7 separate regions of the Mus musculus genome follow, and regions 1, 2, 3, 4, 5 and 6 are each linked to region 7. The links are chromatin loops, found by intact Hi-C in ENCODE. Cell type or tissue: heart. All regions are shown on one strand.

Evidence for each region. A loop is a pair of places that touch in the nucleus more often than their neighbours do. Peaks named below come from ENCODE experiments on the same cell type or tissue, not always from the same donor. Only the 100,000 strongest peaks of a DNase experiment are listed, where the experiment ranks them.
Region 1: a loop joins it to region 7, with 4 times the contacts of the local background. A loop is called at or near these places in 5 of 42 quality-filtered maps.
Region 2: a loop joins it to region 7, with 4 times the contacts of the local background. A loop is called at or near these places in 3 of 42 quality-filtered maps.
Region 3: a loop joins it to region 7, with 2.3 times the contacts of the local background. A loop is called at or near these places in 2 of 42 quality-filtered maps.
Region 4: it touches region 7 in a loop (2.6-fold over the local background); 3 of 42 quality-filtered maps call a loop at or near these places.
Region 5: a loop joins it to region 7, with 14 times the contacts of the local background. A loop is called at or near these places in 17 of 42 quality-filtered maps.
Region 6: a loop joins it to region 7, with 7 times the contacts of the local background. A loop is called at or near these places in 20 of 42 quality-filtered maps.

Annotation. Positions count from the first base shown.
Region 1 is chr12:25,025,537-25,029,536 of GRCm38, forward strand. The region is part of intron 22 of Kidins220 (kinase D-interacting substrate 220); the gene reads left to right. Among named protein-coding and RNA genes, the nearest start is that of Gm36236, 52 kb to the left of the region's middle. In heart, a CTCF peak has its summit at 1,987 (motif pointing right); no DNase peak of the experiment used is centred here; H3K27ac peaks cover 408 bases.
Region 2 is chr12:25,625,434-25,629,433 of GRCm38, forward strand. No RefSeq gene overlaps it. Among named protein-coding and RNA genes, the nearest start is that of Gm36886, 150 kb to the left of the region's middle. In heart, a CTCF peak has its summit at 2,311; no DNase peak of the experiment used is centred here; H3K27ac peaks cover 209 bases.
Region 3 is chr12:25,531,610-25,535,609 of GRCm38, forward strand. No RefSeq gene overlaps it. Among named protein-coding and RNA genes, the nearest start is that of Gm36886, 59 kb to the left of the region's middle. In heart, no CTCF peak of the experiment used is centred here; a DNase peak (open chromatin) is centred at 2,492; H3K27ac peaks cover 1,660 bases.
Region 4 is chr12:26,409,045-26,413,044 of GRCm38, forward strand. All of the region lies in intron 1 of Rnf144a (ring finger protein 144A), which reads right to left. Among named protein-coding and RNA genes, the nearest start is that of Mir6538, 4.0 kb to the right of the region's middle. In heart, a CTCF peak has its summit at 1,577; DNase peaks (open chromatin) are centred at 3,217 and 3,937; H3K27ac peaks cover 223 bases.
Region 5 is chr12:26,275,441-26,279,440 of GRCm38, forward strand. No RefSeq gene overlaps it. Among named protein-coding and RNA genes, the nearest start is that of Gm29968, 25 kb to the left of the region's middle. In heart, a CTCF peak has its summit at 2,035 (motif pointing left); no DNase peak of the experiment used is centred here; H3K27ac peaks cover 254 bases.
Region 6 is chr12:25,862,905-25,866,904 of GRCm38, forward strand. No RefSeq gene overlaps it. Among named protein-coding and RNA genes, the nearest start is that of Gm29835, 110 kb to the right of the region's middle. In heart, a CTCF peak has its summit at 1,655 (motif pointing right); a DNase peak (open chromatin) is centred at 2,387.
Region 7 is chr12:25,090,349-25,094,348 of GRCm38, forward strand. It overlaps Id2 (inhibitor of DNA binding 2), which reads right to left. Exons shown (of 3, transcript NM_010496.3): 3 at 3,451-4,000. Among named protein-coding and RNA genes, the nearest start is that of Id2, 3.7 kb to the right of the region's middle. In heart, a CTCF peak has its summit at 2,081 (motif pointing right); DNase peaks (open chromatin) are centred at 2,123 and 2,593; H3K4me3 peaks cover 2,194 bases; H3K27ac peaks cover 2,792 bases.

The DNA of each region.
Region 1 (4,000 bases), 65 kb before region 7:
CAAATGATCTGTGGGAGTCCGCTTTGTGTGGGAGCTGAGGCATCACCAGCATGGCCTGCTTTCTCACCTTGATCTTAGACCTTTCCACCTGCTCTTTTCCTGGCCCGTCTTCCCGTCTCCTGCCTCATTTTTCTGGTCATTTTTTAGTTTTTGTTTCCTCCTTAAGATGGTAAACGCCATAGATTATAACTTCCTTCTGTTTCCACACCCATTGAAGGGACAGAGTGAGATTTTTGAAGTGAGGAAGTCTGATGGTGCGTTTGTGTGGCTCCCTCAAGGTGGCAGGTGTGAAGCCCTGCTTTATCTTGAGTGGGGTCCTCCAGACGCTTCATTGGCTCTGGATGCAGGGGAAATGTTTCTTTCATTGTTCTGATGTGAATCCCTCTACCCTACTGTAAAGCTTAGTATAGGGCTGAAGCCCTACACTAACTGGGGACTACCTACTTCACCTAGAGTTTGCTGGCTCCTTCCTTTCGGCAGCTCGCACTAAAATCACAGCAGCATTTCTTTAGCCCGTAACCAAGTTTATGTTTCTAGGTTCTTATGTTTATAAACCTTTGGTGAAGCAGTGGGTTGTAGTCCTTTTTTGCAGGTCTTTCCCAATACAGTCTGTTCTTACAGATGATATTCTGTGTCCTACTAGAGTCAATGTATCAAGGTATGATGGCACATGCTTGTAATCTCAGCACTCAGGAGGTAGAGGCAGGAGGATTGCTCTGAGTTTAAGGCCAACCTGAACTACATATCAAAACCATGTGGCAGAACACCAAAAGTTAATCAATAAAGTAAATGAAGGCCATGTGTAGTTAGATGGCTCCATTTTGTTCTGCTAGTCAGTTTGATTGTTAGGTATTTACAGTTGCTACAGTTAGACCTGTGCTGGGTGCACGCTAAGGACTGCACTACCTACCACGGTGCCTGAGCTGCTCTTGAAGGTGGCAGCCAGTGGACTGGGTGTTGTGCCGAGCATCCCATGCCGTGCTCTGCATAACCAAGGGAAGCGGAGAGCAGGAGTTACGATCTCTGAGCTGCACTGGAGTTTCTCCCACACAGTCTTCTGTAGTCGCAGAAGATAGCTGTGGGTCTGTGATAGGAAGACACAGTTTTCAGTGATATGCATATGAATATTTAGAATATGTTATCAGTAGGAAATTTTCCAGGTACAAACTTTCTAAAACATAAATTTATTATAGCTATTAAAAATGCAGGCTTTTAAAAAAAAAATGCAGGCTTTTGCAAACTACAGAAAACTCTACATACATATTCAGTTCTAATTGTGTCTGAGGTGGAAAATGTCTGAAGGTTGTTGGTGTTCCTTGGCATTTTGCTTAAGCTTTTACACCTTTATGTTCAGTGAGTGTCTGGTTTTTTTCTAAGTAGGTTTTCCTCTAGCTTTTCTTTTGCTGATCTGGAGAGAGAGACACACACAGACAGAGAGGCGGAACTGACTAAGGACCAGACGTCTAAGGCGCATTGTGTGCACTATACTGCTGAGCGGTTCCTCCAGATACTGTTTTGCTTTTGATAGGATAAAATTGATTTAAAAAGTAGTTTATCAGTATTTACATTCATGGTATCATTGTCAACATTTTATGCTGATAAAAACTAGGAAATAATGGTAAATGCTCCAGAGTCTTGTGTAAATACCATCAACATGAAAACGAAGTATATTATCAAGACTATTGAGTACAGACAGGAAAGTCAGTTTCTCGAAGTATGCTTTAATGTGTAGACGTACATTTAATACACAGAAAATGTATTTTTATCAGGTTGACTATTTTACAACATGGGAAAATGACGTCATGTATTTTTAAACAATTTCAACTATTGAAGGACCCATATTTCCTAGAAGTCTTAGGATATCCCTTTACAGATCAAACAAACTTAACATTTTTGTACAAGAAAAAACAAAACCAGTGTACTGTAACAGTGTGGGCTTATTTTGAATCTGAGGCGAGGTACTAATGCTGCAGTATTCAGCAAGTCCACAAGATGGGGCTGTCTCACTGGAAATTTTACTAGCATGACTGGCCATGAGCCCAGTGAAGTACTTTTTGCTTTCCCATTTCTATAGCAGGAACATGGGGGCTGGGGGAGTGACAGTGTAATGGAAGGTTGAATTTCTATTCATTTCATGTTTCATTCATTCATTCATTCATTCATTTGTGTGTGGGAGTGCCACGTGGAGACTAGGAGTTAACCTTGGATGTCATTTCTCAGACATTGTCTTCCTTGGTGGTTTTGAGAGCTGTCCTTTTTTGGTTAACTAGAAGATAAGGTTTCTCAGTAGCATGTAACTTACCAGAAGGCTCGGCCGGCCGGCCAGTGAGCTCCAAGGAGCTGCACGCGTTTGCCTTGCCAGTGCTGAGATTACAGGTATGTGCCAGCATTCACCGTGTGCATATGTATTCATGAGTAAGCAGTCTTCCCGTCATAGGGACCTTTATCATCAGGGAAAATCGAAACCGTAGTCATGTAAGTGCACACAATCATAGGACGTAGTATTTTCAGCTTTGTAGTTCCTTTGTCTTGCAGATTTTTTGCATGTATGTGTGTTTGCATCCACACAGAGTATCTGGGTAGAGGGGTGTTGTAAGTGATCTACTACTGATCTTCCAGCTCGCTCCTATTCGTTTTTTTGAAGAAAAAAAAAAAAAAACCTCATAGATAACAAGAAGAAAGAATTTTTTTGTCTGCTTACATATTTTGGCTTTAAAAATATTAAATGAACCAAATTTGGTGGACAACACTTTTAATCCCTGCACTGGGGAGGCAGAGGCAGATTTATCTCTGAGATGGAGGACAGCCTGGTCTACTGAGCTCCAAGGCAGCCAGGGTTGCATAGGGAGAACACCTCTCCCCCCCAAAAAACAATAAGTAAGTAAGTAAATAAATAAAATGGTAAACATTTGTCTTAGTTAGGGTTTTACTGCTGTGAACCAACACCATGACCAAGGCAACTCTTATAAGGACAACATTTAATTGGGGCTGGCCTACAGGTTCAGAGGTTCAGTCCATTATCATCAAAGTGGGAACATGACAGCACCCAGGTACGCATGGTGCAGGAGGAGCTGAGAGTTCTACGTCTTCATCTGAAGGCTGCTAGTGGAATACTGGCTTCCAGGCACCTAGGGTGAGAGTCTTAAGCCCACACCCACAGTGACACACCTACTCCAACAAGGCCATACCTTCTAATAGTGCCACTTCCTGCCCAAAGCTTATACAAACCATCACAACATTGCTGATGTAATTAAAGATTAAATCTTTACGATAACATGCAAAGGTTTTGCTTTAAGCTGTAACACTATAGACTAGCTTTGAATTCAGAGTTCCCATTTGCTGTACCTAACATCTCTTATCAGTTGGCAGGAACCTATGATATTGTCATAGTCAGTGCTACCTCAAAAACCTAGATCTTTTGTCTCATTTACTTTCATCTGAGCATTTTAAAATACAGATTCCTGATGCCAGAAATCAGGCTGAGATCTTTGGTGGTCGACACTGTGCTCAACTTTGGTCTCTCTCCCTCTTTTTTTTTTTTTTCTCCGAGACAGGGTTTCTCTGTATACTCCTGGCTGTCCTGGAACTCGCTATGTAGACCAGTCTGGCCTCGAACTCATAAATCCGCCTGCCTCTGCCTCCCAAGTGCTGGGATTAAAGGCATGCGCTACCACTGCCCGGCAACTTTGGTCTCTTATGAACTATTTTGCTTCTCATCTTTTTACTGAAAGCATCTTATTATCCTAGATTAAAATTATGTTTGGTCATCTCTGTTGCCATCAGAGTTAGGGTTACTCTGCTCACTCCCATGCACCTAGGCACTGTGCTATAATGCAGTGACATCCGTACTGTGAAACATTTGCCAAGTGAATCCTATGCAGAATCCCTAAATAAAATAGATCATAAAACTAATTTATTCAAATTAAATATTTAAAGCAAGTTAATTAGAAAACTGGGCTGTTTTGAAGAATTTATGAAAGTGAAAGTTATGTGTGGGGGT
Region 2 (4,000 bases), 540 kb after region 7:
GCATGCTTATTACCCAGCATCATGAAGATTAAGCAATGTTCTGCTACCAGCTTAAACAACTGTTAAGCCTTTGGGCTAAAGTTGCAATGACTGTCTGCTTAAACCTGGGAAAATATTTCCCTAGGATTCTTTGGTTTTGCAAGGCAACGCTGTGGCTCTTTTTAAAGGAAAGTATTTGAAATGCATTTGTAGTTTTACCCTATGAATCTTGGACAGATATTCTCCCTCAGCTCCTGAAATACCCCAGACTTCCTGCTTACTCTGCTGCAAATCTTACAATTTCTTTTTAGAAGTGTTGATCCACTTAAGCTTTGATGCCCTTGTCTGTGCCTTTAACCACTGCTCTTTTCAGCCCAGACTGCCTTCTTCTACATAGCCTTGAGCTCAGCTTTTTGTTTCCTTTTCTCTTTGTATATCTGGTTAAACAGAGCTTGCAACAATCATGCTGCAGTCTGAACACTATGCTGTCTTGAATATCCCCCTACTCACTTAATCAGTCCATTATATTTCATTCTTAAGCCATACTCAAATTTCAAGACATACGTTAAACTTTTGCCAGAATGGAACATGAATCCCCTCTAATCCAATTCCTACCAGAATTCTTGTTTCCATTTGAAACTATATGAGCCTAGCTGGCACTGTCTATATTCCTATTAATATTTTGATCTTTTGGATTCCAGCCCAAAGCACCCACTAAATTCTATTTATAGATTTCCAGGGCTTCTCTAGCCTCTGTCTCAAAATCTCTTCCACAGTCCTTGTGAAATACATGTCTAGGAATCACATGGTTGGCCTTTAACCAAAGCAACAATCTCATTTTTTTCTGTAATTTCTTTCCTGTGTGTTACTCTCAGATCATTGCAATCAAAACTTGATAGAAACAACTCAAAGGGGGAAAGATGTGCTTTTGTTCTTGGTTTCAGAGTTTCAGTCTCTTCTGACAGAGCAGGTAGAGCAGTGTTCTCAGCTGCAGTTTTCTGTGACAGAGATGTTTACATTATATCTGACCAGGAATCAGAGAAACTGATAGGAGTGAGACTCTTTTCACAGGCTTCCACTATTGACCACTAGTTAGGCCCTGCATTTGAAAAGCCACATAGTCTCTGAGATGAATACTATAAGCTATGGTAGAAATGCATAAAACCTGAGCCTGGGGAGACTATTTCAGATTTGAATTCATAACAGAGTGGGCTCTCAGTGAAGAATCTGGCTAAGTGTCCTGGCCCTATCCAGACCCCTCACACATCTATGTTGCCACACATTTCACATCAACATTGAAAGGCCACAGTCTTAAGGACAGTGGTATTGTAGTCTCTCTCTCTCTCTCTCTCTCTCTCTCTCTCTCTCTCTCTCTCTCTCTCTCTCTCTCTCCTCATTGAAATCTTCAAATTTCAGTTTACTGATGGGTCTGTGGGGAATAGGGAATAAGGTTGTTAGATAGCCCCAGGTTAGGATTAATAATTAAATCACCAGCTCCAACTCTGGGAATGCGAGAGGGGCTGATGGAAGTTCCACTGCTAAATCCTAAATGAAAAACTCCCAGTATTGGTAAACACACAGGATTCTCCATGGAAAGAAACTCTCCAATAAGATGAGATTTTTTTTTCTTCCACTTACTCTTTGGAATTGTCCATTAAGTTGTTCCTGAATCACAGCCTGAATTGTCCTACGGAGATAGGAAGTTTATGGGCACAGGCCAGAGACCCTTCCCCAACAAGATGAAATGTCAACCCACTCCCACAAGTTGTTCTTTTACACACACACACACACACACACACACACACACACACACACACACACACACACTTAAAAAAGCACATGAGGCAAGTAATTGAATGGGTTCGAGTCACAAGCCCAGCAAGGACCAGTTAAGAACTGAACCAGAGAACCCGATTCCCTTGACTCTCTACCATACCCCTCACACAGAGAGAGATATGGACTATTTTAATGGGAAAAGAACACCCCAATGTGAAAAGCTACTCAGGGGACAAAGGCAGACCTTCCCCTCCCAGTAAACAGCATGTTAACGTGTGAGCTTGTTATTCCTAGATAAGGTCTGAAGCAGCTAGTGTGGAGAATATAACAAATATCCAACGAGGAATGTGTTCATGCAGCTACAGCAACTAAATGGGCAGCAGGGGGACACTCAAGGGCTACAATTTATTAAATGCAATTTTCAGGGATATGGGAAGAAGCCAAAGCCTGGAACTGAGTGATCTGGTTTAGACATTAAATTAACCTAAATAGGACCTAAGCAGATGAAAGTACAGTTACCATGTCGCTTGAGTGTCCTCACACCACAGGGACACCTTGTGGAGAGTGTTGTTTCAGGAGGTTAGCAGATCTGGAAAGAACTGAGTAATTTTTATTTCCTTTCTGTTGCCTCTGATGTCATTATTCATGTGTACAACTAGCCAGTCCTGACCAGTCCAGGTTCAAATGCTGACTCTTTTATGTACCACTTCTTTTTAAAAAAAAGTCTTCTAATTTTTCCCATGTAACTTTGCATATGATTTTGTGTGTGCATGCATGTGTGCATTTTTACACGTGTTGGTTCACATGTATGTTAGGATCATTAGGAGGTAAGAGGTTGATGTCAGCTATCTTCAATTATTGTCCACCTTATATATTGCGGTGGGATTGCTCACTGGAACCCAGAGTCCATGCATTAGACTTGTCTGGCTAGCCAGCTTGCTATAAGAATCTCCTGTCTGCCTCCCAAGTGCTGGTGATGCCACACAGGCAGCCCCACCTCCCTCCCACACAAACACAGCCCACCTATGTGGGTGCTGGGGAGCTGAATTAAGTTCCACACATTTTCTTCATGCTTATCCACTGAGTCATCTCCTCAGACCTTTTAATGCTTATTTGTTTAGCTATCACTTTATGGTCATACTGACTGTCTTAGCCATTTTCCAGTAGCTACATTGATACCTCAGTGACTTGAGTGAAACAATACAGGGCAGTCATGCCATACCTCCTCAGAGGGAGCATTTGTTTGCATCCTTGGCTCCTGGAACATGGCATTACTCAGAGTTGCCTGATTGTGTGCAGTAGATGAATGGCTTGTCCCAAAATGAACCATTCTCAAGGTGTGGATTGTGCATCACAGGAACAATCAGGAATATCATGCTTTGCCATATTTCTTTGTTTCCATGGCTCAATTTTATGACATGGCATGGAAATCTCCTCAGTGCATTTATGACTGTATCATAATTATTCTGTATGTGACATCATCAATCTGTCAAACTCTGGGATCCACATGGAAGCAAAATCTTCAGAGACAGATGTACTTTTAGCTTTGGGGATATGTTTTGGGTAGATCTTGAGGAAGATGGGAGAGAGAGCTATTAGTGAGATTGTGTGGAGACACAACTACAAAGAAAACAGATCCCTTACCTTTCCCAGGTCAGCGAAAGGAGAAAGGGCATCTCAGATGTGCTACATGAAGAAACCACAAGAGAACATGATGGGAAAAGCAAGTAAGGGATGTGTGTATCAGGAAGTTGAGCATCCTAGAAGAAGGCTGGGTTGATGATGAACATTGCTACTAGGACTGCTCATAAGGAAACTTAGCTTTAGGGAGAGAGGTCAGATGGATTCTTCCAGGTCTCAAAGCAAGCATGGGTAAAGGGCTAGGTGTGTGGTGACTCTAACTCCAGGTAAAGATGGCATTTTAACTTTAAAGTAGACAGTTCTTGGTTGTTTTGAACGAATCAGGATGTTGTATGACTCAGGTCAAGGGAGGGAAACCCAAAGGAGGTAAAAAGAAATCTAAATATTGGTGGAATGGGATGGTATAGGAAAATGATGTCAGGGAAGGTATAAAACCTCGTCCTCTCCAACAAAAAAAGAAACTAGAGGCAAAACTCACAGAAACAGTGGATGCAAGACTATTAAGCTCTATAAGTCAGATATGAGGGAGAAGGGACATGGTCATCATGGCTCGTTGGCTGAGCTGGCCTCTTCAGATGATGTGTGTGTGTTGGGGGGGGGGGAG
Region 3 (4,000 bases), 440 kb after region 7:
AATAAATCAGGACTCCAGTGATCTCTTTGAAGCCACTGGCTTTGTTAGACTCTGAGGTTTGCATTGCAGAGAAGAGAACTCTGGACAGACAGCCCTGTCTCTGAGACTCAGCACTTCCTTTCTTATTATAGTGAGAAGCTGAGGCACAGCATTCCATACTCTAGCTCAGAGGAATGCAGCTCATGGTTTTAGTTAAAGCACACATTACTTCAGTAAAATATTCTATGCGACCCAAAAATAGCAGTTCCCACATTTAGACATGCTGTGCTAACATGTAGCTTGGCCTCTTCGGTTGGTAGGCTATACATTGTTCCTATAGACTTCGGTCTTTACTTCAGGTGCTACCTTCAGTCTGCCATCAGGTCTTAACTGCCCAAGTGAGGGCTGTAACATATGACAACAAATGTGGAGGGCTGTAGAGAAAGAGGGGTATTTGGTGCAGGAGTCCAGATGTCCTGTTCCCATATAGAAGGAAAATGTGCCTACTTCAGTCAAATGAGAAAGGCTCCTAAAACATAGGCTACATAACAGGTGTGGGAAAAACTCAGTGACTACTTCCTCCAGATGAAAGGACTGCTCCAAGTAAGAGTAACACAGACCCTGCTAGCTTGGAGTGACTTGTGTGTATCAAGTTTTGATGAAAAGTCCTCTGAAGGGGACAGTTGCTGAGGTTATGTGTAGATGTCCACATGGGGTAGGTAGGGGGTGCATATATAACTCACTTAACTAGAGGCGGGACCATAGGGAAATTATATATCATATATGAAGTCTGCCCAGAAGGGCACAATTAACATTATACGCATGTTAACACCATGGCCTCCTTATTATTGAGCTTAATTTTCAGATGAGGTCATCAAAAATTAAAAAGCTTATGTAGCTCTCAGGGCAGTAAGTGGTGGAGACCAGAGATGACCTCCGTCTATCTTGTTTCAAGGCCTTGATCCTTCCACCCCTGTCTGGGGCTGTGGCCAGCTGTGTTCTGAGAACTCTAGTGCGTGTTCCTGGCCCATTCTGTGTCCAGCATGTTAATAGGGACCATGGTGTTTCTGGATCAGCATAGCTCATCTTCATTTTGATGCCAAAAAAAAAAAAAAAAAAAAAGACCAGAAGGAAACATCTTGGGGACTGATCAATAAATGGCCTGAACACTCTGCTTCTTCTCAAGATAGACTGTCCTCAGAGTGCTAACCAGGAGGCACAGAGAACACTTTAACTCCACATGTCTAGATCTTTGTTTAAGAGCTATGTTTTGACAAATTCTCAATTATCCAGGATAGTGCTCCTTCTCTCTCTCTCTCTCTCTCTCTCTCTCTCTCTCTCTCTCTCTCTCTCTCTCTCTCTCTCTCTCTCACACACACACACACACACACAAGTGTATGGGGTGCACATGTGTGTGTGTGTGTCCTGAGTTAGTGACATCATCTGTTCTTCCTTGGTTGCAGGGTCTCTCACTGCAGATGGAGCTCAGCAGTTTCGCTGTGCTGCCTGGCCCTAAGGATCCTCTTGCATTTGCCTGCCCAGGATTGTGATCATAGGCATACACTCCCATGTCTGTATTTATGTCAGTGCAGGGGATGAATTATATTCAAATGACCGCTAGCATTTTACCAACTAAGCCATCTTCCCATCTATGATTATTAGTCTATGATTCTCTTTGAGTGTGGATGCATGGCTCCACCATAGAAGGAAAAATCACAGGTTTACCCCATCCAAGTCCTTTCTTCCCTGTTCTTATTAGTTTGAAAAATGAAAGAAGAAAAGACTAATTTCGGTCCTGGCCGGTAACTCAAGTGTTCAATTCTGCAGTGAACTTGGCTGACAGCGACTCCAGCTTTGTCCATGACTAGTCAGCACAGTCACATCTGGATTCGCGCACTTACCTAACTGTAGACAAACCTAAATGATCTTGGTTTGGCCTGATGTATTTCTATCTTGTGTTATATTTCTTTCTCTAAATATCTCATTCTGCCATCTCACGCCTCCACATCTCCACAATCTCTCTCCAAAGACTTAACAACAAAAATATGTGCTTCTTCTCCTCTCCCTACCAATGGAAGCAGTTGAAAGGTCTAAGAAGATAGTCTGTCCTTTCTTTAATGTGATCCAACACAAATTTTTGAATAAACATAACATGCAAAATATCAGAACTTCTTTTAAGAGCAGTGCTTTTATATCGAGAGTGTTTTACCGTCTTTAAATGAAGCTTAAGCCAAGATCAGTCCCCACACCAAATAAGGAGCAGGCATTCAGGCGGTTGCACACACACCAAGTCTTCCTCCAAATCCACCCGTGCCCCCCTCCCCTTTATTAGAAAACACTTGAAACTTATCATGTGCAGCAGATGGGAGTAGAAAATGCAACTTGAAGACAGTTATATAAATATATCCTTGATGTCTGTTTTGCTTTTCAATTTGCAAGGAAAGTACAAAGGTAGCTAGGCCAGCCAGCAAGGCCTCCTGTGTCTCCTGATATCCATTCCAGATGTTGGCTAGACTTCCTGGAGCCAGGCTTATGGCACTGGGGCTGGAGCCCTGTCTCCTCTTCCAGGTGGGATAGCTCATGCTGCTTCCCCCACAGGCTCCTGGCCTTGTCCAAACACACTAACCTCCACCACCTCTGCTGACCCCGGTTTACCTTCTTCTAATCCCTCGCTCTCTGGTGGGTCCCAGATTTGACCACAGTATGTGTGTTGTGTTATTGCTTATCACACTGCCTATCCCAAAGGAGAAACTTAAAGAGGGGAGAAAAAGTAAATAAAAGAAACAAGGCGGGGGCGGGGGGTGGGGGGGGGAGGCAACTTCCAGCCTTAGCTTCTGAGGTTTGCAGCCACGTGTGGCTTCTTCTGCTATTACCTTTGGATTGGTGCTCTAGAGTCTGGGGTGCTCCTTGACCCCTGAGCCTGCCAGAGTGTTAATGGCAGCCCTCAGTTTGTACATGCGTGTAAAGGATTTTACACCATAATATGCTAACTTCCTGATTAAACATTGCTAAACACAGAAGGGGTTCATAAATCATACAGGCGCCAAGTTCATTTATCTGAATGTTCCTCACTGTCTGGAGACAGTAAACAAATGGCAGGGGCATTTATTACAATCTACAGGGACCCCAGAAGGGTGCTATTAATACCTCATACCCCAGGTTCCTTTCTGCGCTCAGAGAGATGCTGTGTGTCTCTGAGGCTCTGGGGTTTATTGCTGTGGGTGGGCTCCTGTGGCATATGCTAGCAGACGCCGAAGTGAAATGTGATTGGGTGAGACGAAGTTCATCTCAAGGGGAGTTTCCAACAAAGAGTGGCCTGACCAATGGGCTTTCTGGATGGTATAGATCTGTACAATGTTTTGTAATTGAAAAAAACAAAAAACAAAAAAACCAAAACAAAACACTAAGTCCCAGGAAAACTAGTAGGGATGGCAGACTTGTTGAAAATCTGTATCTCCCTGGTGTCATTCAAAGTGAGAAATTAACTGCTCTTCCCAGGGCATTGCCTGTGTAAAGGGGCTTATCCCTGTCGGTTAGCATCAGCAAGCAAATACAGGGCATTGGCTGGCTTTCTTTCTACCTCTTCAGACATAGCTAGGTTTAAATAAATACACATGTGCAAGAGGTGATCAGAATGTGTCTTGCAGAAAGCTAGAACCATGGGTATTCTTAGTGCAGTTCAGAAATACAGAATGCAACAGAAGGAGATGCTGTCTGAGAGGCCTTTGATGGGGAAAGCCAAAGTACTTCAACATGACTACACTCAGCTGTAAACGGATTTATTTCCATCTAGATGTGGAGGCTGAGCTTGCCAGGAAGGCACATAATCAGTGTTTCCCCACACTGTAGGACAAGGCTATGAGGTGGCTGGGATGCCTTAGGAGGGTCCAGGCTCACCCCAGTGGATCATGTGCTAAAAATGAAGGCAAATCATAGATCCACTGGCTAGGATTTCTGCTGTGTTCTGTGGCTTCCATGTTAGGTGAGGAGGAAGCTCAGAGGTGTAAGAGCGTGTAGAAGG
Region 4 (4,000 bases), 1.3 Mb after region 7:
AGGGCTAGACACTCCGAATGCTGTCAATCCGTTCATGGCAGTTCATTCAGGAAGAACGGGAAGAGTGCAAGGCACCTGTGGGGTGGGTGGGGCAGAGTTCCCAAATGAGTAAGTTCCTGCCTTTGTAGAGCTGATGCTTAGCAGAGAAAACAAGATACACAGATCAGTAAAATAGATTAGATAAATGCAACTGTGGGTTCTGAGGGAAAGTTGCTACAGAAGTGCCTAATGGGAAAAAATCTACCTCAGAGGAGAAGGGAAGGTAGGGGCTGGGCCTAAGGCAATGTAAGGCTAGGGAGACCTAAGCCCAGGGAAGCCTGGGCCTAGAGAGCCAGGCCCTAGGCCTGAGCCTTGACTCTGTAGTCTTGCCTCGTTCTTCTCTGTGCACCTCCGTTTTTTTTTTTTTTTTTCTCTGCAAAATGCCTATGTCGGGAGAAGTAAAGACACATTAGTGGTGCTCCAGAAGTTATCTGTGGGCAGATCATCTGAGTCTGGTCTTGACAAAAGATGGCAGCAGAAGGGTCCCAGTCGGCAGCTACTGAGAGATCTCCTTGGAGGACAGGCTGCTCAACCAAGCCTCCCAGAGGCCCCCCATCAGGCCATGGAGTTGCTGGTGCTGTCTGAGCAGGAGTGAGTAGACAGAATGTTGAGGGACAGCAGAGGCAGATACAAAGTATCACATGAAAATTCAGTGTGGGTGCTGGCTTCCTGTGTTCCTGTTAAGAGGTCTACAGAATGAATTCCAGGACAGCCACACTAAACAGAGAAACCCTGTCTCAACCCCCCCAAAAGAGTGGAAATGTATGAAGGGGGGCTAGAGATCCCAAGCTCTGAACATTTATTTCTGTGACAGGAAACCCCTCCTCTACCCACGGTCATGTGAGTACTCTCATATAGTGGCTGACCCCGACAGCAGGCTGGCTTCTTCCTTCAGGGAATGAGGGCAGATTCACTGAGGAGGGTGTGATGGGGCTCAGGGAAATGATACAGAAATTCAATGGTTGATGCTAGAAAGGAAGTCACCTTTACATGAAGTGCAGGGAGCCCATGATGGATGTGTGTGTGTGTGTGTGTGTGTGTGTGTGTGTGTGTGTGTGTGTGTGCACTCGCCCATGCACATGTGACAATGCATGCATGAATACATACGTACATACATGTAAGAACAGAATTTCTGAGCTACTCAGGAAACTGGCCAAGTAACAGAGTCACATTATGAGATGAGCCATCTGTCCAGGAGGTCAGGGGACATCCTAGTTTGATGTATCACACAGCTCCTTCCTCCAAAACACCTCCCGTTGTGCTACCATCCAAAACCAAGCACGCCTTGACCCACAGATTACATGTAAACTGGTTCTTTGATAGCTTAACACAATCTCCCAGAAGTATAGCAGTGCATGAAATGCTTACAGTCTTTGGTTAGATATCAACAGCCCAGCTGACTAGCCAGCTCCATCCATGCCAGACTCTGAGAGCTTTCCCAGTTGCCCCATGTTGGAGGTTTGAATAAGAATGCCCTTCATAGGCCCAGGAAGTTGAACAATTGGTCCCCAGTTGGTGGAGCTGTTTGGGGTGGCCCTGCTGGAGGAAATATGTCACTAGACATGGCTTTGGTTATTTAAAGCTTCATAACTTCTTCATTTCACTTTCTCTGTTTCCTGCTTGCTGCTGAGGATGGGAGCTTCCTGCCCTGCCCTGACCATCAAGTCTGCCACTTGCTGCTGTGCATCACGGACTCGTATCCCTCTGGAACCATAAACTAAAATTAACTCTCTTCTTTAAGTTGCCTCCGCCATGATGTTTTAACACAGGAACAGAAAATAAGTAATACACCCACCTCAGTTGGCAAGCTGGGTGGGCCCAAGAATAAGACCCCCCCCCAAAGCCCACGTTACCACACCCTTCCACACAAGCTTGCTGGGAAGTTCTCAACACCCACAGGAGCTGCTGCAGTCACGGAAGCCTTCTCAGGCCACTCAGGAATAACACCTCTTGCCTGTGACAACCACACCACTTCATTGCTCTCATAAACCTGTGCTGAACTCTGACCTCCACCATAGGTGAAACTGGGCAAGAGTGAATGGCAATGAAAATACCCTGGGGAACCTTCCAGAAGGTACCAGAAGTGAAAACACTGTGTGACAAGCAAGAAGCTTGCTTTGGACAGCTCTCCAGCGTGCGGATGTCAACCAGGTGAGCTCAGAGCCTGAGTTTGTTCTACGTTTCTATACAGCCCAAGGTGTCTCATGCCATTTCAAGTCCTGATTGGACACTGGCCTTCTAATCTCCCAGATTAACAACCCGCTGGCTTCTGCAAGCACAGGGCCCACTACACTGTACATTTCCAACACAGTAGACCCCACCTCAAAAATCAACCTGCTCTTGTCTTTGATCCTAGTTCTTTCCACTGGAGATCAAGGTCACACACTCTTAATTTTCTGCAGACTTCTAAGGTCAAAGTTCAGCTTCCACATGTACCCTGTGAGACTGTGGATTATGCTTGCCCACATCAGGTGGAAGTAGACCATACACCTTTCCGCTGGCTATGAGAACTGCATTTATAATCCATATGATACTCAATACCTACCTATGAGCAAAGTTTAATGGATATACTCCTGTCTGCTCTACTACCCGCATCAGGAGTCTCGTACACAATCAAACACGAACTGACACATGACTTCAGCCTGGCAGGAAACTCACTCTTCCCTGTAACACTGAATCTAGCTTATAATCTGAGAGTGGTGGCTCTCAACCTCCCTTATGCTGAAACCCTCCAACTACAAAGTCGTTTTTTGTTGCTACTTTGTAACTGTAATTTTGCTGTTATGAGTTACAATGTAAATATCTGGTATACAGGAGGTCTGATATGAAACAGTCATTCTACCCCCTAAAGGGGTCATGCAGGTTGAGAGCCACTGCTCTAGAGCAAGCCTTCCACAGTTCTGCTCAATTGATAAGAGGTCCTTTGAGCTTTCACAAGTATGTCAAGTGTTAGCTGTGAAGCTGCAGCGGCCTCCCCAAAGCTCACTTCTCCCCATGCAGCCTTGGAGAACAGCCACCCTTCAGAGTGAAAGCACACCTTTTCCTCGGGAAAGTTCACACAAATGGCCGTATCCGTAGGTCATTCTGTACTATTGATTCTTCTAGAAATCTTCTAGAAGTGCTCCTGGACCTAGGAGAACATCTGGGCCAATGCTTTACAGCCATCCCCGGGGAACTGCAGGCATCCAGGCAAGCAGATGCTTGCCAAGGTCAGACAGCTGGGTGGGATCCCGGCTGGGAACAAATGCCCCGCAGACGTGTGAACAGGGCTTCAATTAATTTCTCCAGCTAATTAAGAAGAAGTATCCATGTGTATCGGCGATTGGGAAACCCTCCCAAGAAAAGAAGGCTAGTCTCAAATAACTTATCCAGGCTAGAAAGAATGAAAGGCACCTTCCACAAAGACCCAGGAGAAGTACAGCAATCCACCTTCCAAAGACGAGTCCACTCCACACAGTCTCAATATGGGAACATCCCACGTGGGTAGGGCTACTGCTAAGTCAAATAGACATTCTCCCAGTCAGCTAAAGATCATGGGCTCTCAGGAGAGCATTCACACCCCTGACTTATTCCAAGAAGCAAAAAGGGAAAGGGTCACTGATACTCAGGACAGATCCACCATGTGGTCTGGGCACCTGATTGCTTCTCTTCAGCTACAGTGTCCTCATGGTCATACAGGAGGGCTGAGGACCCACCTATAGCCATGCCTCTCGGTGGCTCAGGACAGGCTCCAGCAGCTCTCTCTCTCTCTCTCTCCCTCTTTGCCACTATAGAAAGAGGCCTCTAGGAGATGTTTGAACAAAAGGAGGCAGCAAGGCCAAGTTAGGAACCACAGTGGAAAAAACAGCATTCTCAGTCAGGCAACGTGGCTCCTGGCTTGGGGCCCTACGGCTGCAAGCAGGACAGCGCATTAGCTCTGAACATGGGCAGCACTGGGAAAACAGTGTGTGGTATCTTTTCC
Region 5 (4,000 bases), 1.2 Mb after region 7:
CACAAGGGAGGACATGACAGCAGAAACTTGAGGTAGCTAGTCACATTGGAGCCAGTCAGGAAGTAGGGAGACAGAAATACTGATGTTCTGCCCACTTTGTCCTTTTGAATTTGCTCTAGCACTCCAGCCTGTGGATTCAGGCTGTAGAAACTCGAGTTAGAAACTCCCTCCTAGACATGCCCAAAGGTTTGTCTCCATGGTAGGTCTAAATCTGGAGTTGACAAGATTAGCTATCAGTCTATTCTATCCACTAGTATTTGTGATCCTGACCCCAACACATAATTAGCCTTATCAGGGACTAGACACACACACACACACACACACACACACACACACACACACACACACACCTGACAGTGAAATGATCACATTGCTTCCCTCAGTCTCTGTTCTGGTTTCCTATTGCTGTGAGAAACACTCTGACCAAAAGCAACGTGAGGAAGCCAGGGTTTGTTTCATCTCACAACTCCAGACCGTAGTCCATTAGTGAGCCACGACCAGGAGGGAGCTTGGGACAGATCTGCCTGCAGTACCTCTAACCAAGGAACTCACTGCACAGCCAAGGAGGTACAGCTGAACTAGAGAGAATGCTGCTGGTTAGCTCGCACAGAAGCTAGCCTATACTCAGCTTTCCTATCAGTTTTAGGACCTCCTACTTGGAATGGTACTGCCCACAGCTGACTGGAACCTCCTATGTCCACTCACAGTAAGACAACCCCACAGACATGTCCACACACCAATCTGATTAAGGTCATTCTTTTATTGAAGCTTTTATTGTAGACTGTCTCAAGTTGACAATTAAAGCTAACCAGGATAACCTCTCCTAACTTATGTGTGTTTCTTTCTCTCTTTATGGTGTATATATAATTACTTAAGTTCTATGGTCATGTGTTCATCTGAGTGTGCTCTTTACTGGCGTATGCAACCTTTCTATTCACCTCAAACTCTGACTCTTTGTTTATATATTTCATGATGTGCCAACTTTCCATTGAACACACACACACACACACACACACACACACACACACACACACACACACACACACACACACCTGCCAAACCCAAGGACCATTTCAGAGTAAGGTAGGAGAGGTGACATATATAACTGTCACAGGGGTATGGCCAGACACGTGGGTCATGCTTCAAAGTCCAGCAGTACATAGGAGACAAGCAGACCTCCAAGAATTCACTAGACAGCCAGCTTAGCCTGCTTAGAGAGCTCTAGGCCAGGGAGAGTTCCTATCAATAAAGGGGGAGGGAACAGCAGCTCTTGGGACATAAGCCTGAACCTTACCTCTGGCATCTGCTTGCATGGGTACACACCTGAACCTGTATACACACACACACACACACACACACACACACACACACTCATGTTTCAGTGCTGTAAATAGAGACCTGGGAGGAGCCTTAGATACTGTTGCTATGGATGCCAAGAGCCAATCTATAGGTGACTGAGCTTTGCAAGCTACGGGGCACAAGGCAAAAAATAGCTTTTCCTCTTGGCCACATTGCCCACACCTGGACTCAGCTGGATCTCTGGGAGATGTAGCCCTAACGGGAGCTTCTCGCTAATGTGAGCCTCAGGAGAACTGAGGCAGGGGTTCTGGGCAAGAGCTCACCAATAGCAAAGTCCCCTTGTGCTCCCCTGAGGTCAGTAGCCAGGGAGACAAGAGGGCATTTGCTCTCATGTTGGTCACATCATCCTGAGTGGGAACCTCCCGGCCTGGTGGGAAGGGACAGAATCGTGCTGCCGTAGGGGAGGGGTCATTAGCAGCTATGGGTTGCCGGGATGGTTACCTTTTCCAAAAGGCCTGAAGTGGAATGGGGGTTGGGGTCTGGCGAAGCTGGGGTTCAGTGTGTAAGGACTTGCTGGTAATTTACAGTCTTTCAGGAGCCTTGCATTCTTCTCAGAATTTTTTCTGCCAAGTTTTTGTTTCATATTGGGCCTTTTCTCTTTTTGGGTAAAAATATCTCATGGCTGGCCCAGGCCCTGGAAACCACAGGGTTTCCTACAGCAACAGTGCCACCTGCTGTTGAGAACAAAGCTGGTGATTTCTCCAAGGAAATTCTCTATGGGGTCCAGGAGGAGTTCAGGTTTCCTGTGTTGGTAAGGGGAAATGGATTCATTCAGCAGGGAATAAATACTGCTGTGCTGAACAAGCAAAGCCAAACGGAGGGAGGTCAGGGGTAGGCAGAAGAGGGGACTCATGGGAAGTGTTTTCAGGATTGAAAAGAAAAGTGCTCTAAGGAGTCCTGTGACCCAAAGGAGCCAGCCTTAGATTTGATCTTCCAAAAAAAGTTAAACAGAGGCAATCCTTCCTAGTGAGAGCCAGGAGAAGTAGGGGCTGGTGAACCCCAGCTGTGTGTCCACCCTTGGAAGCCAACAGCAAGCTGTTTAAGAGAGTGCTGCTCCTTAGAGAAGGCACCCCCACAGTCACCAATTCCCAGGTAGGGACTTCTGAGCCCTGCTTGTCTATCTGTCATACGGGGAGAGTGAGCTTCTACCCTCTTTCCTTCTGTATTCATGGAGGTTTCAGGCCACCATTGGACTTCCATTGCCATAGTCCCCTGATTTCCTTAAAACACTATGAACCATAACATCCATAGGCATTCAGCTTCGATGACTATGTTCAGTTTGCTTTCTGCTTGGGGGAAGAATTCTATCATTCTTTTACTTCACCTTAATTTTTAATGAAGGCAGGATTTGAAAATTATGATCTAGGGAGCCTTCCCCTTAAGGTTTTTAAAATAGGAGGACCAGTAAGATGCCCCCCTGTCCAGGTGGTTATGGAAACACCTTCAAAATGATCATTTCTGCATTTCAGCTTTCTCTTTTGTTGCCAGCTTGACAAGATCTGGACTCTTCTTTGGGACAAGCATCCAGGCATACATACCTGTGAGGAATTACTTAGCCTTTTGACATACTTGGGGGTGACTGGGTTAGTAAGGGTGGCAGGAGTCACACTTAAGGTCTTAAGACTGTATAAAAGGAGAAGGGTGAGCTGAATGCAGGCATTCATTGCTCCTTGCTTCCAGGCTAGATATATCCAGTTGCCTTAAGCACACACTACATTGACTTCTCTGACATGCTGGAATATACTTTTGAACATCAAGTCGAAATAAACCTCTGCCCACTTGAGTTTCTCTTGTCAGAGTATTTTATCACAGAAACATCATAAGAAATGAAGCCCAGCTTTTATTTAGAACCTGGTCCATTCAGTACGTGCCACTAATCTCTAACGATGCACGTTTTAGGGCAGAAATGATCTGGAGTCTATGGGTGCTAACAGCCATCACTGTGTGTATATATACTAAGAATTCAGAGTAGAATTAAAGTATTAGCTATGTTTTGTTGCTATGAGAGAGAGAAAAAGCATGACCCAAGACAGTTTACAGGGAGTTTATAATTATGGGGAGTCATGGCAGCAGGAAGAGGAAACTGAGAGATCCCATGTCAATCATACACACACAGGAAGTAGTGAGAACAAACTAGAAGTGACGTGAGACTATGGGTAGTCAGGGTTGTATCCAAATGGCATGCTTCTTCCAGCAAGACCACACCTCTCCAAGGTTCCAGAAACTTCCCAAACCGCACTGCCAATTAAAGACGAAGTGTTCAGCCACAGGAGCCAATGGGGGTCACTTTCTCATTCCAACAACCAGCCCAAGAATGCTGAGTACATCTCAGTTAAAGTTTTTATTGCTCTGAAGAGATACCATGACCATGGCAACTTCTATAAAAATAAAGCATTTAAATAAGGCTGGCTTACAAATTCAGAGGTTATCCCATTATTATCACAACTGGAAGCATGGTGCTGGAGAAGGAGCTGGTGGTTCTCCATCTGAATCTGCAGGCAGCAGGGAGAGAGAGGGAGCCACTGGGCCTGGATTGAGCTTCTGAAAGCCCACCACCCTGAGCAGAGTGACACACTTCCTCCAATCAGGCCATGCCTACTTCAACAAGGCTACATGTATGTCCTAATCCTTCCGAATAGTG
Region 6 (4,000 bases), 770 kb after region 7:
AGAGATAAGAGAAAAAAATAGGAGTTGAAATCTGTGATGGGCAACCACAGACCTCATGCCTAGGGGATTAAAACACTCTATAGTGATTATCCCCAAATGGATTGCATTGTGTCTTTTCATTGTGATGGTGCTAAAATGGTCACCAGGAAGTCAGAAAGTCAACTTCAGGTTTTCACCAGCATTTGTGTGTACCATGGGAACCCCTCACATGACCTGCATATGTTAGCTAAATGCCCCAAACCAATGGTAGATGCCTGGCATTGAAGAGCTCTGGAGATGCCTTCCTCCTGAAGAGCCACAGTGGCTTTTCAGAAGGCCTCTCTGGGTTTTACAGTCAGAGCCTCTGAAATTCTCAGGGCCCCAGGAGTGATCTTTACAGTCGTTATCTGTGTGTTCCAGGTAGCTGATGCTCTCTTGTTTAAAATTCTCCAGTGAGATTCCAGATTTGTCAGGGTGAACTTCAAAGTCCCTGTGTCCTTTGGTTACTGTGAGCCTTTGCAGGCCTCAGCCCCCTCTCTACGTGAAATATTTTCTTTCTGGCATTTTCAAGGATGGACCCCTTCTCATGTGTGTACGTGTGCATGTGTTTTCATGTGAGTGAGTTGTGTCCTTTATCAAGTGTCCTCTAATTCCTGACCCCTGACTGTTTTGGGACAGGGTCTCTCACAGCCTGCCAAGTAGACTAGGATGGCCGACCAGTGACCTCCAGTGGTCAGCCTACTTGCCTCCCCTTCCGGAGTCTGGAGTTTTAAGTGCTTACTCTTCCCATTCTGAAACTTGTGATGGACACCAAGCTTTCGTCAAACTCAGAGTTTCTCCTGCCTCTGCCTGACAAATGCAGGCACTAAAAGCGTACACCACTCTATTTTGCTGTTTGCCCTGCTCTAACTCCCTTTATTTTATATTCTCTCTGCTTTAACAATCGATGTCTCATCCCACTTTCTCACCATGTTCCTGTTCCATCCTGTTATTCCTCCCCTCCCCTTGCCGCCATCAAGACACTGTTGGTAAGATGCTGCTTCCTGTGAGACCTGCCCTGGAAGTGAGCTGGGCTATCCCTGTTCTCATCGAAGCTTAGGCTTGCTCTGTTGCTGCTCTGGATTCTCTGGGCATTTTCTCACTTAGTTTTCTTTTGCCTCTCCCTGGTGACTTTGACTTGCATGTGCAGTCTGTGATCTAAACACAGGGCACAACTGGTGACAGAAAAAAAAGATAAACAAATAAATGTGAGATAAAGAAATAAAAGGAAACTAGGCGTACTGACATTCTAATAAAGAGGTCTCTGTACTATCTATCATGCAGAGGCCCAAAATGCTGTCATAACCTTTTGCCTCCTCAGGCTGTGTAGGAACCATGCTAACCTCAGCCTCGGCAATGTGACAGATCTTCCTGGAATAACCAGAATCAGGGGGGCTGGGTGTCTCTTGCCCACACCCAGTGCTGTGTTCGCTTTCTGTGTTTCCTGTCTGCCCACTCACGTTTGATTTGGTCTCTTTCTCATCAGTGAGGCTATTTTCTTTCACAACATATGCTTATTTTTTATTTTGCCCATCCTTTTGAAATGCTCATGTCTCTCTGACATTTGTCAAAATGGTTTAATGTTTTTTATTTTATAAATTCACGTCTTTAGAGACCTGCCCTTGCAATTTAGGGATACAACCACCAGGTGGCAGGATGGCTTTCAAACTACCAGGCTCAGCCTATTGGCTGAATTCTGTAGGAAGTAGGTGTCTACCCAACTTAAGAATGGCAGCCCCTGCAGGGCACTTCTAGGGTGAGAAGCTCAGGGAGGGAAGACAGCCATTTAGTTATGAAAATGGAGGGGAAAAAAGTCGTCTGTGCAAATGCCTGGGGTCAGCAATTTAGGAGCACTGATTACCATCCATGGCGGTCCTTCTCCTCAAGAGTTAAGTCATCTGACAAGGTGTCCTTCAACCATGTTGGACACTGCCTTGATCTCACTCAGTAGGGATGCTCCATCTCTCAAATAGCCCTTTCTAAGCAACCTTTAGCACTGCCATGTCACTGATGTCTGTCCGGGTGGGTCTTAGAGCTATTCCCTCTTATTTGCCCCCTCCTCCAAGAAATCTGTCAGAAGAAATCAAAGGAAAAATTTTAAAAAAGGCCATGGTGGCTGTGTTCCATGCAATGTTTTGTTCTGTTTCCACCAGAAGGGAAAGATTCGAAATGTCCCACCACCTGGGTCCACTTGGTTTGCCTGAAGTTAATTCACTCACCAGCTGTCAGGGCTGCTTCTGTCCTTGGGTGAGATTTGGCTTGCTCACCCACTCTTCTGAGCTGCAACTGGGCCTGGCCTCATTAGAAGCCATGTGGCCTCCATAGCTGGCACCATTACTGTCCCTGGAGTCAACCCGGATTACATCAGCCTCCTCTGATGGCCCAGAGCAGATTTCACACTTTTTTTCCTCTTTCCAATTTGTGCTGTTTGGTTGCTGCCTTTGCATCCTGGGGAGTCGCTGTGTGGTATGCAGTCAGAGGGGCTGCCATGATTCTCAGTCTTGCTCTTACAGCTCAGCCCCACTTCTCCAACTCAGTGCCCCCGGGGGACTCCAGGTGGGGGTGAGCTTACAAACACTATCCACTTTAAATTTTTTTCTGAGTAACTCAGGTTGGTACTGTAGATGGTGAGGTTTTTGGCAGACTTATACTCCCCATCCTTTCTAACAGATGCATGGGAGAATCCCAAGAGTGCACACGGGAGCATATCTTTGTTCAAAAGGCTGGGCAGCCTTCTATTGACTTGACCCACACCAGGTGGGGGATACACATAGAGGCTTTCTCATGGAGTTAATGAAGCTGAACAAGAATTTACTCGGGTCTTCTATCACATTGCTGGGTACCATTTAGATGGATTGTGGGTGATGAAAATGAGCTTGAGTTATGCATGAGAAACGTTAAATTCCAGTCTTCACTGCACCCCTGTAAATACCTGCGCTGTTTAAGAGATATAAGAATGCATACTGCAGAAGACCAACATCGCCCAACAGGTGACAGAGACTCAGAACAACACTGTTCTGGGTCTTTCTAGACCAAACCTTGCATGCTCTCCTCTGAAGCAGTTCATGTCATTCCTAAGTCTGATTGTTTTTCAGTTCATAAAAGCAAGACTTGCTTAGTATAAAAAATTCAAAGACGTAGACAAATACAGTCTTTGAACTATCTTTGGCCCATGAGTCAGTGTTAACTTCACCAAACGATTTGATGTGTCTCCATTCTGTGGTTATTGTCAGCAATATTTCTAATACACAGCTAAGTAGATCAACAGATGGGCCAACACTCAGTTAACTCTTTCTCCATTGGTCTAAATTTGAGTCTTGTCTCACACAAATGGCAATCACAGGGTAGAGTTTGAATTCCCCCTTCAGGGACTATCAGTACTTGGAATATTTCTTGGCCAATAGCCTCAGTGCATGTGAAGCTGATTTGCACACTGGCAACTCGAAGTCCTGTGTGCAGATGCCTCACTTATCTACCTGCAGAGACGATGAGAGGAAATGCGCCACAGTGTCCGCACATTCTAGGAAGAGAAGATGCCATCTTGCTGACTATATTTCTCATGGGATTGAACACCTTCTATTTTGGTCATTTAGAGACAGGTTTTTCTATTCTTACTTTTTTGGTCAGTTATATATTTTATTTCCACTGTTGGAGATTTGACATTGCTATCTTCTGACCTGTTTATACGGAGTATATAAGTAGCTGATATATTTTATATCATATATTTTATATAGATCTTGATCTTTTCCATTTTACTCTGAAACATGAGAAGGTGAATTTGTCTTTCCTGGTTCCAATGAATAACAGTCCTCTCCCACCTCTCACCACAGATGCACACGGAGAGGCTTGGGCCAAACAGGAAAGTCATCCAAGTACCAGCTTACAGAAGGAAGTAAACTATAGCCAAGCCATTATTTTTTGACCTTCTCTGGTGTGCCTCCTCCTATTTATTCCTTCTCTCTCTAAAACTCCAAAGGAAAAG
Region 7 (4,000 bases):
CCTGTGGGCAGCCTGGGTGGCAGAAGGCAGGGCTGATTGGGATCTCAGGCCAGGGTCTTTTGGCCTCTTCCCGTTTTATATAGGACAACCTCCAGGCTCACCTAGATACCAGTTGGATTGTTCTGCTTAATTCAGACTTCAGACCAAGGTCCTCTATAGGCCATCACCATTGTTCTGCTTGAATAGCAGTGCCAGGTAGGTCTAATGCCAGAGGACACCCAAGCCTGGAGCCCCCTTTCTAACAGCAAGTGATCAGAACTTTACTTATTTATTTATTGCTTTTTTTATTTTTATTTTTGTTTTTTTTCGAGACAGGGTTTCTCTGTATAGCCCTGGCTGTCCTGGAACTCACTTTGTAGACCAGGCTGGTGTCCAACTCAGAAATCCACCTGCCTCTGCCTCCGGAGTGCTGCGCCACCACGCCCGGCTGTGATCAGAACTTTAAAGGACACATGGGGAATCAGGCTGAGGAGTTCTGGGGCAGAGGATCATTGAATTTAAGAATTTCTATATCAGCTTTTCACTAGCAAGAATAATACAGTCATTGCTGTTAGATTCTAACCTGGAAGCCCTTTCCCAACAGGGAGCACGGAGAGACTAAAGTGGTTTGTCCACTGACTGCACCAGTGTGTATGGACCAGCTTCTGTACTATGGAGGGACACACATCTGCCTGTCTCTTAAGGATCTTAAGACAGCACTGGGCACTGGGAACAAACTAACCTACAGTATCGTTTGACACCAGTGTGACTATTATTCTAAGTGCAGGGCAGTGCAGAGAAAAAAAAAAGTTCTTTATTTCTCAAAATTACAAAGAAGGTACTGCATTAGCAGAATCTGTAGTAGACATCACCACAGACTAAAGAAACAAACCCAGCATCGTGCTGGAGACGGAGTTATCTTAGAAACCACAGCTTGTTAATGGAACAGAGAAAGCGTTCTGAGAAGAGTAAGGTCAAGGGCTGGGGGTGTAGCTTGGTGGTGCGTGCCGGCCGTGTATTATCAAGGCCTTGGGTCTGATAACTAGCACTATAAATAAACCAATGTAAGGAAACTTAAAACTTACATGGTGAAAAATATCAGCAAATGAAGCATGAGAATGTTTAAATTTGCCTCAATGTTATGATTTTAAAAATCTCAAAATTCAGGCTGGAGAGATGGCTCAGCAGCTAAGAGCACTGACTGCTCAACCAGAGGTCTTGAGTTCAATTCCCAGCAACCACATGGTGGCTCACAACTATCTGTAATGGGATCTGATGCCCGTTTCTGGTGTGTCTGAAGACAGCTACAGTGCACTCATATGTACAATAAATAAATCTTTTTCTAAAAAAATCTCAAATTACTCAAATTTAGAAGCTGAAAGAATTTTTGAAACTGATAAAATGTGCACAAACCCTCTAGACCTACATCTTATTTAGAGGAAGAAAAAAAAAACCAAACCTGGCATTAAGGTCTCGCGTAAGGAGGCTTTGTTCATTTTTCATTCCGATAAAGCAGCGGTCCGTAACCTTACCAGTGTTGCAACCCTTTTATGCAGTTCCTCACGTTGTAGTAACCCCCAATCATAAAATTGTTCTTGTTGCTGCTTCATGAGTGTAATTTTGCTACTGTTGTGAATCATAATGCAAATATCCGATCTGCAGGATATTTAAGATATGACTTCATGAAAGGGTCATTCAACCCCAAAGAGGTCACGACCCACAGGTTGAAAACCACTGAGATAAAGTAACACTTGGGGCTCTGGTTAAAAGGCATGAAGCAATTAAGGAAAAAAAAAAGTTAGGGACAGAAGTGCGGAAGCATGCTGCCAAACTTTCTGACCTAACAACTGTGCAGTCATTTTTCCAGTCACAAACTGGTAGGCGGGAGATAGCATAACTAGTAAGATGCTAATTGGCAAATAGGTTGTACGCAGTAAAGAGGTGGAGCGGATTTATATATTCGTGCTAGCGGCAGTCTTTAGGGATGACATCAATCATTTTCAGAAGGCTTGGTCAGGATAACGCTGCTGGCCACCGGCTCCCTGCATCCATGCCTGTGTACAGCAGAACCGTAGGCCAGCGGCGATCCTCATATTTGCCAGAAGGTGGCGCTCGGCCTCCACGGCGCGACCAGCTGCAGTTAGAAGTCCCCTCCAAAGGAGCCACTTTCCCCCAGGCTGAGGCTGATTAGAAGTCATTCACGTGTCGCTGGTTGTCCAGCGACCCTACAGGTGCTCCGAAGGGGCCTGCAGTTCCGATGGCACAATTGTACTTCAGGGTCAAATCCCCAAAGCCATCCGAGGGGAGAATGAGATCCGGCAGACGTGAAGCTGAGGACAGGCAGGGTTGGGGCAGCAACTTGTTCTCTCATACTTCTCTCCCGCTTTGTGTGCGTGTGTGTGTGTGTGCGTGTGTGTGTGGCGGGGCAGAAGGGTGAGGGTGGGTGGGATGGCAGAGCGCACCTGGGTTGGCCCGGTGTGCATGCAGGGGCTATAGTAGGCAACAGGTGACTAGTGTATTGGGCGGCTGCCAAGGGCTCTCGCTCGCGCAGTCTCCAACCCAGGTGTAATGGGCAAAGCGTGCATCCCGGGTATATTCATTAGGGACAACCCCGCCCTGCAGGAAGGAGGCGGGGACCACCGGAACCGAAGCTGCCCCTCCTCCATTCACCAGGATGGATTCGGTGTCAGGGGAGAGGAAACACCGCAGCCAAGGCAGACTAGCAGGCGCCACCCAAACACCTGCTTGGCCTAGAAAGTGGCACCAGGTGCGACTCACATACTCGTACCTCTTGTCCCATCCTTTCTCTAGGCTGTGCCTGTCTTCCCTGGACTACTTTCCAGAACCACCCCTTCCCAACCAAGTCACTTGCAACTTGGGAACTAAATCTAAGCACCTATTGAATGCATATTCAAATTAGCGGCCCGGTGTCCTCAAGGCTCTGAGTTGGATGGAAATGTTGGTGATACCTTTTTTTTTGGTGAGTGGGAGGGGCTTTTCTCGCACCTTCCCTCCGTTCCTTGAGGTCCAGAGTGCAGTCAAGGGTGAAGAGCACTTAATAGCCACAGAACTGGGAGAGCAGCTGGCCCAGGCAGGCCTGGGTGAGCCACAGGTGGAGGAGACGAAGGACTTCTGGAGTTCGTGGCCAGGTTTAAAAGCGTAACCCCCAGGGGTGACCAGTGACAGCCAAAGCCCCTTTTCTCTCTGCTCCAAAGGTGTCTTTCTAGAGGGCACACCTAGGAACTCAAGGGGAGTCTTCTACAGTCCCGTTTAAAATCTAGTCCCAATGCACAGGCACAGAGCCACACTGCTAGGTGTGTTGCGTTTCCAGTCCCCATCCCTCCTAATGGCAACAATGTTTCAGTCTACTGGGCCGCCACGGGACACACATGTGATAGAGGGGGTGAGAGAACAGAAGGAGGTGCCCCAAGCAAACACAAGACACCTCAAAAACCATTCAGAATCCCGGCATTGATGTCAGACACATTTTATTATAATCTTAATACAGTCTACATAAATTTGAACTGGTATTTATTTGGGTTCAGTTATAACATAGCATAAAAAAAATCAAAGCACTGGTTGTCTGAAATAAAGCAAGCAATCAACATTCAATAAACACACTTGATTTATTTTGTATAAAAGGGTTAAGTTTACAACTAAACTTTTATAAAAAGTTTAGCATAAGTACGTCATTACATTTTAATGCAGAAATAGGTTATTTCTGCCACTATACAAGAAAACTCTAATTAAAGAGTCCACAAGGTTCACTCAATATATATATATTTATATATAAATATATACACAGCATTCAGTAGGCTCGTGTCAAAAAGGCCATTTCTGACCGAAGACTTCATTTAAGTAACCGAATACTGGGTCCTTCTGGTATTCACGCTCCACCTTTGTGAAAAGGCAAAGTCTGCTTACATTGGGCAATTCCTTGTGATTTTTTTCTTTTTTTTTTAACGTTTTCGCTCCCCATGGTGGGAATAGTATATAAAGAAAACCTTCCAACTGTAGAAAG